Linked DNA regions of Homo sapiens: regions 2 and 3 are each linked to region 1. A link is a contact called in ENCODE Hi-C or POLR2A ChIA-PET data. All regions are on one chromosome and are shown on one strand. Each heading gives the region's core, a stretch centred on a gene start or an enhancer-like site at or near the end of the contact. The rest is flanking DNA. Distances are from core to core; before and after follow the strand shown. Region 1 has its middle 32 kb from the start of ERVFRD-1. Region 2 overlaps LOC105374928 (a long non-coding RNA gene). Region 3 overlaps LOC105374928 (a long non-coding RNA gene).

The links. Hi-C counts contacts between places; a loop is a spot of excess contacts on that map. ChIA-PET counts read pairs that join two places held with the same protein, here RNA polymerase II (POLR2A). Pooled maps may share reads with other maps.
Region 2: a loop to region 1 is called in a pooled map, with 2.3 times the contacts of the local background. The contact joins two enhancer-like sites. A Hi-C loop is called at or near these places in 1 of 168 maps with a recorded cell type or tissue (posterior vena cava) and 2 of 50 pooled maps. POLR2A ChIA-PET finds 5 or more read pairs at or near these places in 3 of 52 experiments (CD8-positive, alpha-beta memory T cell, Panc1 and activated CD4-positive, alpha-beta T cell).
Region 3: a loop to region 1 is called in a map of PC-9, with 6 times the contacts of the local background. The contact joins two enhancer-like sites. A Hi-C loop is called at or near these places in 4 of 168 maps with a recorded cell type or tissue (Caco-2, IMR-90, PC-3 and 1 more), 1 of 37 single-sample maps with no recorded cell type and 4 of 50 pooled maps.

The regions. Positions count from the first base shown.
Region 1 is chr6:11,142,059-11,145,957 of GRCh38, reverse strand. No RefSeq gene overlaps it. Among named protein-coding and RNA genes, the nearest start is that of ERVFRD-1, 32 kb to the right of the region's middle. RefSeq lists an enhancer at 1,484-1,533. Within about 2 kb of position 2,062, at least 4 of the 41 ENCODE cell types and tissues checked have a DNase peak (open chromatin) inside an H3K27ac peak, as active enhancers do.
Region 2 is chr6:11,513,193-11,517,091 of GRCh38, reverse strand. All of the region lies in intron 4 of LOC105374928 (a long non-coding RNA gene), which reads right to left. It also overlaps the pseudogene THAP12P5. Among named protein-coding and RNA genes, the nearest start is that of TMEM170B, 23 kb to the left of the region's middle. RefSeq lists an enhancer at 1,990-2,039. Within about 2 kb of position 2,256, at least 3 of the 41 ENCODE cell types and tissues checked have a DNase peak (open chromatin) inside an H3K27ac peak, as active enhancers do.
Region 3 is chr6:11,432,743-11,436,641 of GRCh38, reverse strand. The region is part of intron 1 of LOC105374928 (a long non-coding RNA gene); the gene reads right to left. Among named protein-coding and RNA genes, the nearest start is that of TMEM170B, 100 kb to the left of the region's middle. Within about 2 kb of position 1,926, at least 14 of the 41 ENCODE cell types and tissues checked have a DNase peak (open chromatin) inside an H3K27ac peak, as active enhancers do.

The DNA.
Region 1 (3,899 bases), core at 813-3,312:
TCCAGACTATGTGGACACGGGGTGCAGGTTTCTACTATTAACCCCTGGGAATCCAACCACATTGCTCACAGGCCACTTGCTCTTGTTAAATGCACCTTTCCTCCAAACCCTGTGCAAGTCCTCCTTGCTGGACAATCCAGATTTAGAACCCCAGTGAGCCCAAACCTGTTGAGTCCGTATGGAGTGAGGGAAAGCCAGTGCTACACCAATACTCTCTCATTAGTTTATCCAGCCAGGTATGCTCATATAAATTAGGGTTTCATCTTGTGTTTGCATTTGAATATGCGTTCATTTTCCTTTGTGCTGAATGACATACAGTGATTTGAATGCTTTAAGTATCTCCCCTTCTCTAAGCAACAAGGCAGAAGCCCAGGGTTTGCACTTATCACATCCATGGCCAAGAAATTGCACTTCAATTTCTTTACCCGTGAAGTAAGGATAAGACTTTTCCTTCCTTCCTTACCCCTCACAGAGCTGTGAAGTTCAATGAAGGCAGTATACGCGAAAGGAGTTTGCAAATGAGAGGTACTTCAACACAAAGCTTTACTATTTTAGGCCGGGCACAGTGGCTCACGCCTGTAATCCCAGCACTTTGCAAGGCCGAGGCAGGCAGATCACCTGAGGTCAGGAGTTCGAGACCAGCCTGGCCAATATGGTGAAACCTCATCTCTACTAAAAATACAAAAATTAGCCAGGAGTGGTGGCTCATGCCTATAGTCCCAGCTACTCTGGAGGCTGGGGCAGGAGAATCACTTGAACCTGGGAGGTGGAGGTTGCAGTGAGCCAGGATCACACCACTGTACTCCAGCCTGGGCACAGAACAAGACTCCGTCTCAAAACAAAATTAAAAAAAAAAAATAAACTTTATTATTTTCAAAACATCTCACCAAAGGTAGGGTTTCTCTGACTCCAACAAATAAATATGTGAGCCTTTGAATCAATCATCCTCTCCTCACTCATTTTCTGAAATGATTTGCTTTCTGGAGTTCTACACAGGGAGATAAAATTCAAATGCTATTTGGGAGCGCTCCTTTTCTCTCCAACTTCAAGCCTTCATCAGTAGGTGTCAGAGAGACTGTAAATATTGTCCCCTGACTTGGCTTTAGAGGGAGAAAAAAGATGCCCCTGTGTGGCCAGAACAATCCTGGTTTGTATCTGTTGTCCTGGCCCAATGATGTATAGTCCACTCTCCTCCCATTCACTCTCAAGTGCTCCAGTTTGATCAACAGCTTCTATGCTCGCCCCAGCCGCTTTAGGTAAAGAAGGCTAGGTAAAATGCCTATGACACAAAACAGGGTGCCACATAATTACCAAACAAATTTCCATCCAGTGACACCCTTCTAAAGGAGCACACCCCTGACCAGACCGGAATAGAAGGCGTCCTCACCTGCCAACTCTTGAAAACTGTCGCCACCTCGTGGTCACAAGCTGCTGTTCCAGCAGCACTGGACAGGATCCTTTGACCTTTGCAGAAGAGATGAAGGAGTGAAATGGACACAGAAGATGCAGAATTAGGGGGCTTGAAAAATATGTATCTCATTAACATACACTTTTGTGTTTGCTGATTAAAGAAAATCGCCACTTTCAGGAGATTCTCATTAGGCAGGAATAAGGCATCTTTTATATTTTACACTCTCAGATTCCAATAAAAAGATTGCAGGCTAAAATGTTATTTTGATATAAGTTCTACTTTATATTGAAATATTGTTTAATTAATTCAACATAGTGGGAATGGTGGCACTTAATTTAAAAAAATCCACCAACAAATGTTCAATTCTTGTCTGGGATCAGGCCACTGAGGGAAAGGAAGACTTCTCTGTGACAGTTTGTCTTTCCAGACAAACTCTTTGTCTGGAAAGGGGGCTGTGTTCAAAGAACACTTCCCTGAGAAAGTGATTTGTGTGCTGAAATTGAAAGAAGGACTGGAAGATAAGGAGAGAGAAGGCAAGTTTGTGAGTGAGGGGCACGGCCAGTGGAAGGATCCAGTGAGTAGGGTGGGGATGTCTGAGTGAGGACAGCATGTTTGCGCAACTGAACGATGACTCATGTGGCCATGAGCATGTAGAGTAAGAGGATGACGAGGCAGCAAATGAAGCCGTGCAGCATGTCACCGGCATGTCGAAGCTTTTCTACCTTTTTTCTAGGAGCAATGGGAACCTATTCACATGTTCTAAGCAAGAAGACAAATTTGAGTTGTGAAAAGCTCATTCTCGGTAACGATAAGAGAAAATACTAAAGATGGGCTGTAGTGATTTGAAACAGCCACTACTGCAGTGGCCCAAGTGAGCATTATCATGGTAGGGAATAACCGATATATGCTGGGCACACTTCTAGATGCTTTGTGTATTGACTCATTTAAGCCTTACAAAAGCCCTATGAGATAGGTACTACTATTAATACCCATTTTACAGATGAAAAAAGAGGCATACAGAAGTCTAATTTCACAGACCACAATTTATGTCTAATTTTATGACCACTACATTACCTGGCCTACAGACAGTAATAAGAAAATGGAAGAAAGTATATGGTTTCAAGAGCTACTTCAGAAGAAAAATCAACAAGACCTGATGATGTGCTGGATATAGGACATCAGAGAGTATCAAGAATGATACCCAGGCTGACGACTTAAGCCACTGGATAGGGACACTGGAGGAACACCAGGTTTGGAGAAAGTCATAAGCTTGACCTTGCAGATGCTGAGTTTAACCAGTGTTTAACTGACTGAGAAGGCAGTTGGCTCAAGAGATAGAAATATGGAGCCAGGCACAGTGGCTCCTGCCTGTAATCCCGGCACTTCGGGAGGCCAAGGTGGGTGGATCACCTGAGGTCAGGATTTCAAGACCAGCCTGGCCAACATGGTAAAACCCCATCTCTACTAAAAATACAAATATTAGCTGGGCGTGGTGGTGCAGCCTGTAGTCCCAGCTATTTGGGAGGCTGAGGCAGGAGAATTGCTTGAACCCGGGAGGCGGAGGTTGCAGTCAGCTGAGATTATGCCACCGTACTCCAGCCTGAACAAAAGAGCGAGACTGTCTCAAAAAAAAAAAAAAAAGAAGAAGAAGAAGAAGAAAGAAGGAGAGGGAGAAGATGAAGAAGAAGAAGAGGAGGAGGAGGAGGAAGAGGAAGAGGAAGAAGAAGAAGAAGAAGGTTTCTACACTTAAAAAGATGAATAAGGAGAAGGGAGGGGGACAGTGAAGTTACTGATTTCTTACTATATATTAATATGCTTGATGGGTATTTTAAAAATTAATCCTATGAGATAGATATTATCATTCCCATTTAGCAGACCAGGAAACAGGGAGGTTAAATAAATTTCCAACTGTCAAGTTATAGCATTTGGATGGGATCTCAGTTCTTCTGACTGAGATCCTAAGATCTGGATTGGCCATTTCCACTGGTCTTACGCGCACCTGGGATTATGCCCAAACTGTCCCCTCAAATACATTCCACCCCAGTGTCCAGCAGTGATTCACCATTGACTAATCCTTGTCTTTCACTTCCTGTATCTAACCAATTATCAAAACCTGTCAAATTGACTCCCATCAGTATCTCTTCAATTTGTCCCCACTACCACCAGCCTTGCAGACTCATGTCATCTTTTGCATAAACTACTGCAATAGCCTCCTGTTGGCACAATTTCTTCGAAAGTCGGATCCAAGCAACATCACTCTACAATATATGTCAGTTGAACACTTGCTCTTCAAGTTTTTTCTTTATTTTGCTTCTAGCACCTTACTATCCTTCATGTATATTCCAGTTCTCTTACCAGTCCTTCTCAGAGTCCTTAATGAACTTCTTTCACCAGTCTCTTTAAGAAATTTTTACCAACCTCTTTGAGAAATACCAATGTTCTTTAGAGGCCTGAGTCTCAGTCTGTTTTGTATTGCTATAAAGGAATG
Region 2 (3,899 bases), core at 1,007-3,506, 370 kb before region 1:
ATATCTCACTGTGGTTTTAATTTGCATTTCTCTGATGATTAGTGATGTTGTGCTTTTTTAAAATATGTTTCTGGGTCACTTGTATGTCTTCCTTTGAACATGTTAAGATGTAAACCCAACAAATGAATGTAAACAACCAGATGTGGAACATCTTTGGATTACTTTCTATCCAAACTCTAATTCTGTCTTTATGGCCACATAAAAAAGACGAAATCTACATTGAAATCTCGGTTTGGTGAGTTCACAGTTTCTGCTGCTGGTTGGTAATTTCCTTAACTACCCTTTCCATATTTCTAACAATACACTAAAACACCCATTAGTCAATGGTCAATCCTGTGCTTTATTGTAATATTTTATAAAATATATTCCTTCTCCTCACACCTCCTTAACATTTACTTTTTAAAACAACTGGTAACTTAATAATACCTGGTAATTAGATTCATGACATTATGCTCAAAATTACTTTACTAAAATATCCCTAGCTTGCCAACAACAGAAATGGAATGTTCTTTTAATGCTAAATTCTGAAAGGAAAAGTCTTCAAAGAAAGAAAGTTCAAATAGTGGCCACTCAACAGCAGGTTTTTAGTGTTTAATATATTCAGTGAAAGGTCCGTGGGTAAATATTCAGTGATTAAGTGGCCAAAATACAACTCACAGCTTTTCCTCTAAATATCAGATATAAAAAGAAAAACTATTAGGCATTTTCAGTGGTTTTTAGGTACTTGTAGGAAGTTCTGGCTTTATGTATAGCTTTTTTATATATGTGTCTACTGTTAAATTAAGATCCTATTTTATATCAACATTTATGTTAAGCAGTGTAAAGTTACTTGACCTCTGGTCCGTTGAAGTGCTTCTTAGTTGTGGTTTGAGACACTTTCATCCAATTTCATAGCTTTCATTCTCAAACTTCATCAAAAGGAAGAATACACAGGACCTTCAGTAACATGTAGACAGTAAGAAAAAAAAACTTTAAGTGAGATAAATAGGGAGTTTTATACGTGGTGGGTGGAAGCTCTTTGTCTTTTTTTCTGCGTTTTGGCCTTAACCTCCAACAATGAAGGTTGGCAGAGAATGTATCAGGATTGAATAAGTCAGCTGAGTACACATTGGCATGGTGTTCAGTGTAAGCTGTTCTATGACCGAGGCCACCAGTGAACTGCTTTTGACTGTTTAAGAACATTTAGGAACTGTGAGGTACTGTTCTAAGAAAATGTCTTTAAGGTCATGGATAATGTGCCTCATGGTGGAGCACTATTTCTTTATAGTAATTCTCTGTGGTTAATTTAGATTCTAGATTATCTTGCTGAGCCTTGAGGAATTTCCCAGCATTTCAGCATCAAGTATGGTTGTCAACCCTGCGGCTTCCTCAAATCAAAATTTACAATAAATGTAAATATCTTCAATCTCTTTCTGCAATGCAACGCTGCAGTCAAGCTGCCTATTGCAAAGAAGACATCAGAGGTGTGGCCCTGGAGATTTTTTCCAGATGGTCTTTCTGAAAATAGGATACTTTTATGAACAACAATTTATAATTAAATCAAAACATTAATGCACTACAGAGAACAAAAGCTCAACCAGCTATAAAGGTATTCCATCTAACATTTGTGTCAACCTTTATATCATCTAAACACAAAACAATTGCTAGCAAAAACATTTCAAAAGCATCATGCATGCCTGTACATTGTGAATAGCAGATTTCCTTCAGTTCATTTGCCTTTTCTTTGTTGTTCTGAAAGAGGACAGACATTATATTATTGAGCTCTAAAACTCTTGTGATCAACAGAAAAAAAGAACATCTTTAATTGCTCCCAAAGCAATAGATGATCCTCCCACAACAGAAAACTGATTTCGACTTCTGCATATTTAAGGCAGAGGAAGAGCAAGGTGTGGAGATATGTTGGGATTATTTCTCTAAAGTTCTAGTTACCATGATTGCCATTTTGAAAGAAAGTCTACTAGATATAATCTAAGCCAGGTCACACCAGAATTCCTTGTTCATTTCCCACTTCTCAGTTATTGTAGTGTGACATTTCACAGCCAAACTTCCTGCATCAGCTTCAGGAGGGAGAAATCCCACATCCTTCTCTCTGGCCCTGAGATTCATCAGTGAGCCTAACCAATACCGGTGATTGCTTTTTCTCAGCTATGTCCTCCATATTAGCGACAGTAGGAAAGAAGTGAATCTCTCACTTCCCCGTTTCTTCCCAGTGCAGCTCTTGTAGATCTCAAGCACCTGTTTCTGTTGTGTTTTCAAACTGAATAATGTGTTTCAAAGAACTTTCTCAGGACTGCCTCACCAGAAAGTACCCTGAACTCCAGCAGTGCTTAAACATTAAAAGGAGAAAAGAAACCCTTTGAGATTTGGTCAGCCTCATTTTCATCCAAAGGTGTATTTTGTAAAAACCAAACTTCAAATAAAAATGTTAAGTGATCTTTGTTTTTATTCTCTTCAAAGTTTAGGGGTGAAATGCCTTCATTTTGTTCTTCACTTTCTTCTTCGGCATTGGAGTTCTGTGTATTGCTGTTGTTTCTTTATTGGTTTGTTTCTATTCAGGAGTTTCATCATTTTTTCCATTTGTGTCCTGATTTAATTATCACAATTATCTTATTTATTTTCAATGTCCACCATGTGGATTGTTCAGATGACCAGTAAAATCAACCATTGCTGGCATAGCATAATTGCAAATAACTCTTCTGTAAGTACTAGTTTTATAAATCATAGAGTTCTCAAAGTGTTTGACAATAATGTTTACTCAGCCAATCAGGTGTTTTACCTTGTAAGTTAATTTTTCTACATTTCTTCACCCACCTCAGGCTTCTTTCAAGGTCTTGTAGTAACCTGAAGGCCAGATTGGGCTTCATTTTCTTCCATGTGCAGTTGGGAACTGCATACAAGTTTGATGTTGTAGCCCTACCAGCAAGCTAGCCCGCACTCCCTACCCGCAAACTCAGGCCCTCCTGCCTTCCTGTTAGTGATGGGGAAAGAAAATCAACTTAACATGACTCGTGTTTTCATTTTCTTTATTTGAAATGTCTGTGTCAAGTTTAGTATCAGGATCAGGCTGACTTCATAAAATGCACTGGGATGTGTTTCTTCCTCCTGGGTTTCTGAAAGCATTTGTGTAAAATTGTTATTTTTTTCTTACCTAAATGTTTAACAGAGTTCAGAGGGAGATTTTGATAACAAATTCAATTTCTTTTATATATATAGGACTAGTTAAGAATTTTTATTTCATCTTGTGTCAGTTTAGTAAGTTGTATTGTTCAGAAAATATGTCCATTCCTTCTAAGTTGTTGAATTTATTAGCATACACTTGTTCATGTTTGTTGGATCTGTAATATATTCACATACTTATTCCTGATATTGGTGATTTCTCTTTTCTTCTGCATGTCAAACTTTAATGTCATTTCCCCTAGAAAAACCCCAAAATGTTTTATACCTATTAATTTCCTCTATCATTTGTCTGTTTTCTGTTTCATACTTTCCTCCTCTTATAATATCTTTATTGTTTCCTTCCTTCTACTTTCTTTGTTTTTGTTGTTATTGTTGTTGTCTTGAGGCAGAGTCTCACTCTGCAGCCCAGGCTGGAGTGCAGTGGCAAGATCTCACCTCACTGCAACCTCCAACCCCCAGGTTCAAGAGATTCTTCTGCCTCAGCCTCCCAAGTAGCTGAGACTACAGGCATGTGCCACCACGCCCGGCTAATTTTTGTATTTTTAGTAGAGACAGGGTTTCAACATATTGGCCAGGCTGGTCTCAAACTCCTGACCTCAAGTGATCCTCCCACCTTGGCTTCCCAAAGTGCTGGGATTAGAGGCATGAGCCACCACACCCGGCCCCTCTACTTACTTTGGATTTACTTTTCTCTTCTTTCTCTGGATCTTACTGTGGAAACA
Region 3 (3,899 bases), core at 677-3,176, 290 kb before region 1:
AAGGCCATAAGATTCCAGACCAGACTATAAATGCATGAGTGTAGGTGTTCTATGTGATTCGTTTACCATTACAACCTCAGCTTTTAGCCCAGTGTCTGTTACAGCAGGGATTACAATTATAGGGATTTAGCGAACAATCTTAGCCAAATGATAATCTTAACTAAATAACAGATTAATAACAACTTAAATAATAATAATCTTAACTAATTGAATAGATTAATAAATGGATGAATGTGTTCTTAGTCTAGTTTTGTGTTTATCTACCTCTTTCTTGCAGCTCAAATTTGGTGACCTAGCTACAAATTGTTGGCGTACACAGGAATTGTTTTTCCTGTCTGCCAAGTTCCCCATCTTTAATTTCTACTGTGTTCCTTGCCCCAGCATTTAGAATATGAAGTAGCCAAGAGAAAGGCCTTGGACCATGTGGATCTCAGAAAGCTCATCTGGTAGGGCCCCTGGAGTGAGCAGAAGGGGACCAGGGTTGGGTGAGGCGTGGTTGGAGGCAGCACCCCTCTGAAGCCTGTGAACTTGAGAATGGTCTTTATGAGAATGCAGAATCATCCATTAGTAAAGTGCTGCCTCTCTCTTTCCACATACCTTCCTAGGGCACAGGAATTGAAGAGACTGAAGAGAGATGACAATTAGACCAAATCAGCGTATCACCAGCTCCCTGCTCAAGGAGTGTTAACTGGTTGGGCAGGGGGCTATTCAGGTGGTGTGTTGCGTGAGATAGTATCCCTGCCTCAAAAAATCTGTGCCATCTTCCCCTTCTACCTCAAACCCTTTTCCTGCCTTTACATATAAGTGTGTGCATGCACACAAGGCCATGAAGAGGACTAGGGTCTTCCTCACACCTGATTCTATGCAAGATGGATGTAGCCTTCCATGCTGGTGTACTTTTCCCAGTATAGACACAGAATAAGAAGAATAGGGATAAGAATAAGAATAAGAGCAGAAGAGCAAGGAGAAGGAGGAGAAGATGGGAGAGGGAAAGGAAGAAGAGGAAAAGTTATCTTTTATTTGATGTTTGCTAAATGGCATGAATTATAATAAAAGCTTTTTGGCATAATCCCATTTAATCTAATAACAACAACAACTCATAATTTCCAATTTGTAGATGAGGAGACTAATGCTCAAAGAGTTTAAGCAACTTGCTCAAAATCTCACATAGTTGGTAATTGTTGGAGCCAAAATTTTTAGCCAGGTTTGGCTATCTCTAAATTCCTTTCTCTTTCCATTCAATGAATCTACAGGGGGTTCTAGTATCACCTGGAAGTATCCAAACAGCCCACAAGGAGCAGTGCTCAAACTGGATCATGATGTGGGAGTCACTTTGATTCTGACGCTGTACAGAATTGAATTCCTTGTTATAACACCTGTTTGAATTTTGCTTCTCCACACACTGCTCCTTGGATGCCTAAGCACAGCCAAGAAGAACTCCTAACTTACCTAAAGTCCAATGTCCTGGCGATGCCTTGAGGATCAAGAATTCAGGGTATCAGAGTCCAACACAGTGCATTGCACCAAAGAGGAGCTGTTGAGTAATTCAGTTGATGGCTGTCAGCCATACATTGCTTCATGCACAAGAATGCATGTGTTACTGGCAAAAGAAAAGTGACTTCCTAAGATCCATTCTAGTTCAACCACGTTAGTTGTCCTGATCATAGCAGCCACTGTGAATTCAGTTGGTTTTGTTAACTCCCCATGATGCAGTATGTACACAAACTCTGTTTGCTAAGGCAATGCAGAGTCAGTAGTTTATTCAATGTTTACAGAAAGTGATAAGAAAATCAAGGACTAGAATCAAGTGTCTAGGCTCCGGATCAAGTTACTCCAAGGTTGCAAGGAATTTTCAGAGGCATTTCATAGCTTCTTAAGAATGCTTTCTTGAAATAAAGCCTGGGGCCGGGCACAGTGGCTCACACCTGTAAATCCTAGCACTTTTGGAGGCCGAGGCGGGTGGATCATCTGAGGTCAGGAGTTTGAGACCAGTCTGGCCAACATGGCAAAACCCGATCTCTATTAAAAATGCAAAAATTTAGCTGGGCATGATGGCGCGTGCCTGTAATCCCAGCTATTTGGGAGGCTGAGGTAGAAGAATGGCTTGAACCCAGGAGGCAGAGATTGCAGTGAGCTGAGATGAGCTGAGATTATGCCACTGGACTCCAGCCTGGGTGACAGAGCAAGACTCCGTCTCAAAAAAAAAAAAAAAGAAAAGAAAAGAAAAGAAAAAGAAAGCAAGCTTGGGTTGCTGAGATTATGGCCAGCATTCTATAACTGAGTCTGGGATTGTAAAGTAAAGAAGCACCAGCACCTCCTTTGAATTGTTTTGTTTTATTTTTCCAATTCAGCAAACATTTCCTGGTCATCTGCCCTTTTAGAGCTTTGCCACTTAGCCCTATAGAGGACACTAAGCAATAGGAAACATAATCACTGCCTTCAGAATATTACAATCTGTTGACAAAAATAAGTCTTCAACTAACATGCCCCAGAGGGTGAGAAGAGCCTGGCCCTAAAGATACTCACAAAATGTGAGAGAAGTAAGCAGCCCAGAGAAGTCTATTCCAACAGGCAGTTATGTATTTCATTTTGATCATGTGTTTATTCTTGTGGTTTGATTCAGTATGACCTTTGGAGCCTCACTTTGGACTAGACATCGAGCTACAGAGTGGAAATAATTGATCTTACATTTTTTGTTTAACTAGTTCACTATACCTAGTAATTATGGAAAAGTTGCATATTTCAACAGATTCCTTTGTCATTTACTACTCTTTGGTGGGTCAGAACATAATAGTTCACAACATATACATGCTGATTTTTAGATCTCAAAGTCAGAATATAGGGTTGAATATGTAATTATAATAGATAACATATATAAATTATGATAACATATATGTTACTATGCCAATAAGTTGTACTTAGGCCCTTATATACTTCATGTGGCTACTTTCTCTTACATTGGGGAAAAAATATAAAACCTCTCTCTTAAAATCCTACTATTTAGAATAGATGTAAGAAGTCAAATTGTACCCTCCACCTGCTCAGCTGAGTGGCAGAGCTCTATCTTTAGAATGAAAAATCCAGACTGCTGAGTGGTGATAATTTAAATTCTCCAAAAGAGAAAAGTGGGAAGTTAGAACAAGTATGAAAGAAATGAATGAAAGAAAACAAAACATTAGCTCCCAAAGAAAAGATACAGGAAGTTAGGGAATTGAGAAAGAAAGAAAAGATAGACCAAACACTGTTTGAAACAGAACAAAAAAATTCTGAACAGAAGCCTGACTTACTATAATCCATTATATCTTTGCTGATACACCCAAAATAGGATTCAATTTAGTTCCCAGTAAATGACACCAAACACCAAAAACAGCTAGTGACTCACAACTTAGAAAATCAGTTGAAAGCGCTTTCCAAATAGATCTGAGTTTATACTTAGTATTAATAGAACTGTTTCCTTTTCCTCTAATAATAGGTCAGAATATACAATAGCATTCTCCAAGATCTAAAAAAAAAATTTTTTTAAATATCACATTTCTATTTTAACATGAAATTCTCTTCTTTTGATTTTTTTTCTAGTTAAGTGCAGAGAGCATTACAAAAGCACTCAAAAAGCTATTGAATCTTGATGTTTGAGAAAGAGGAATGAGTTATAATTGTGGCATGATAGTAGAATGAATTACAGAATGAGTCACAGCAGTAAAAATAGTATTACAGATGGTGCTTTAATACCTTAGTACTTTTCCAGTCTTCAAGAATTCACTGTCAACATCCCCAATTGTGGTCCACTGTAGTGGTGGTCACATTTTAAATAGCCCCTTCTTTATTGAGTCAGTGTTTTATTGCAGTACCAGTGCCTTTCTCACTTGACTTTCAGCTTGTAGTCATTCACCACATAAAAA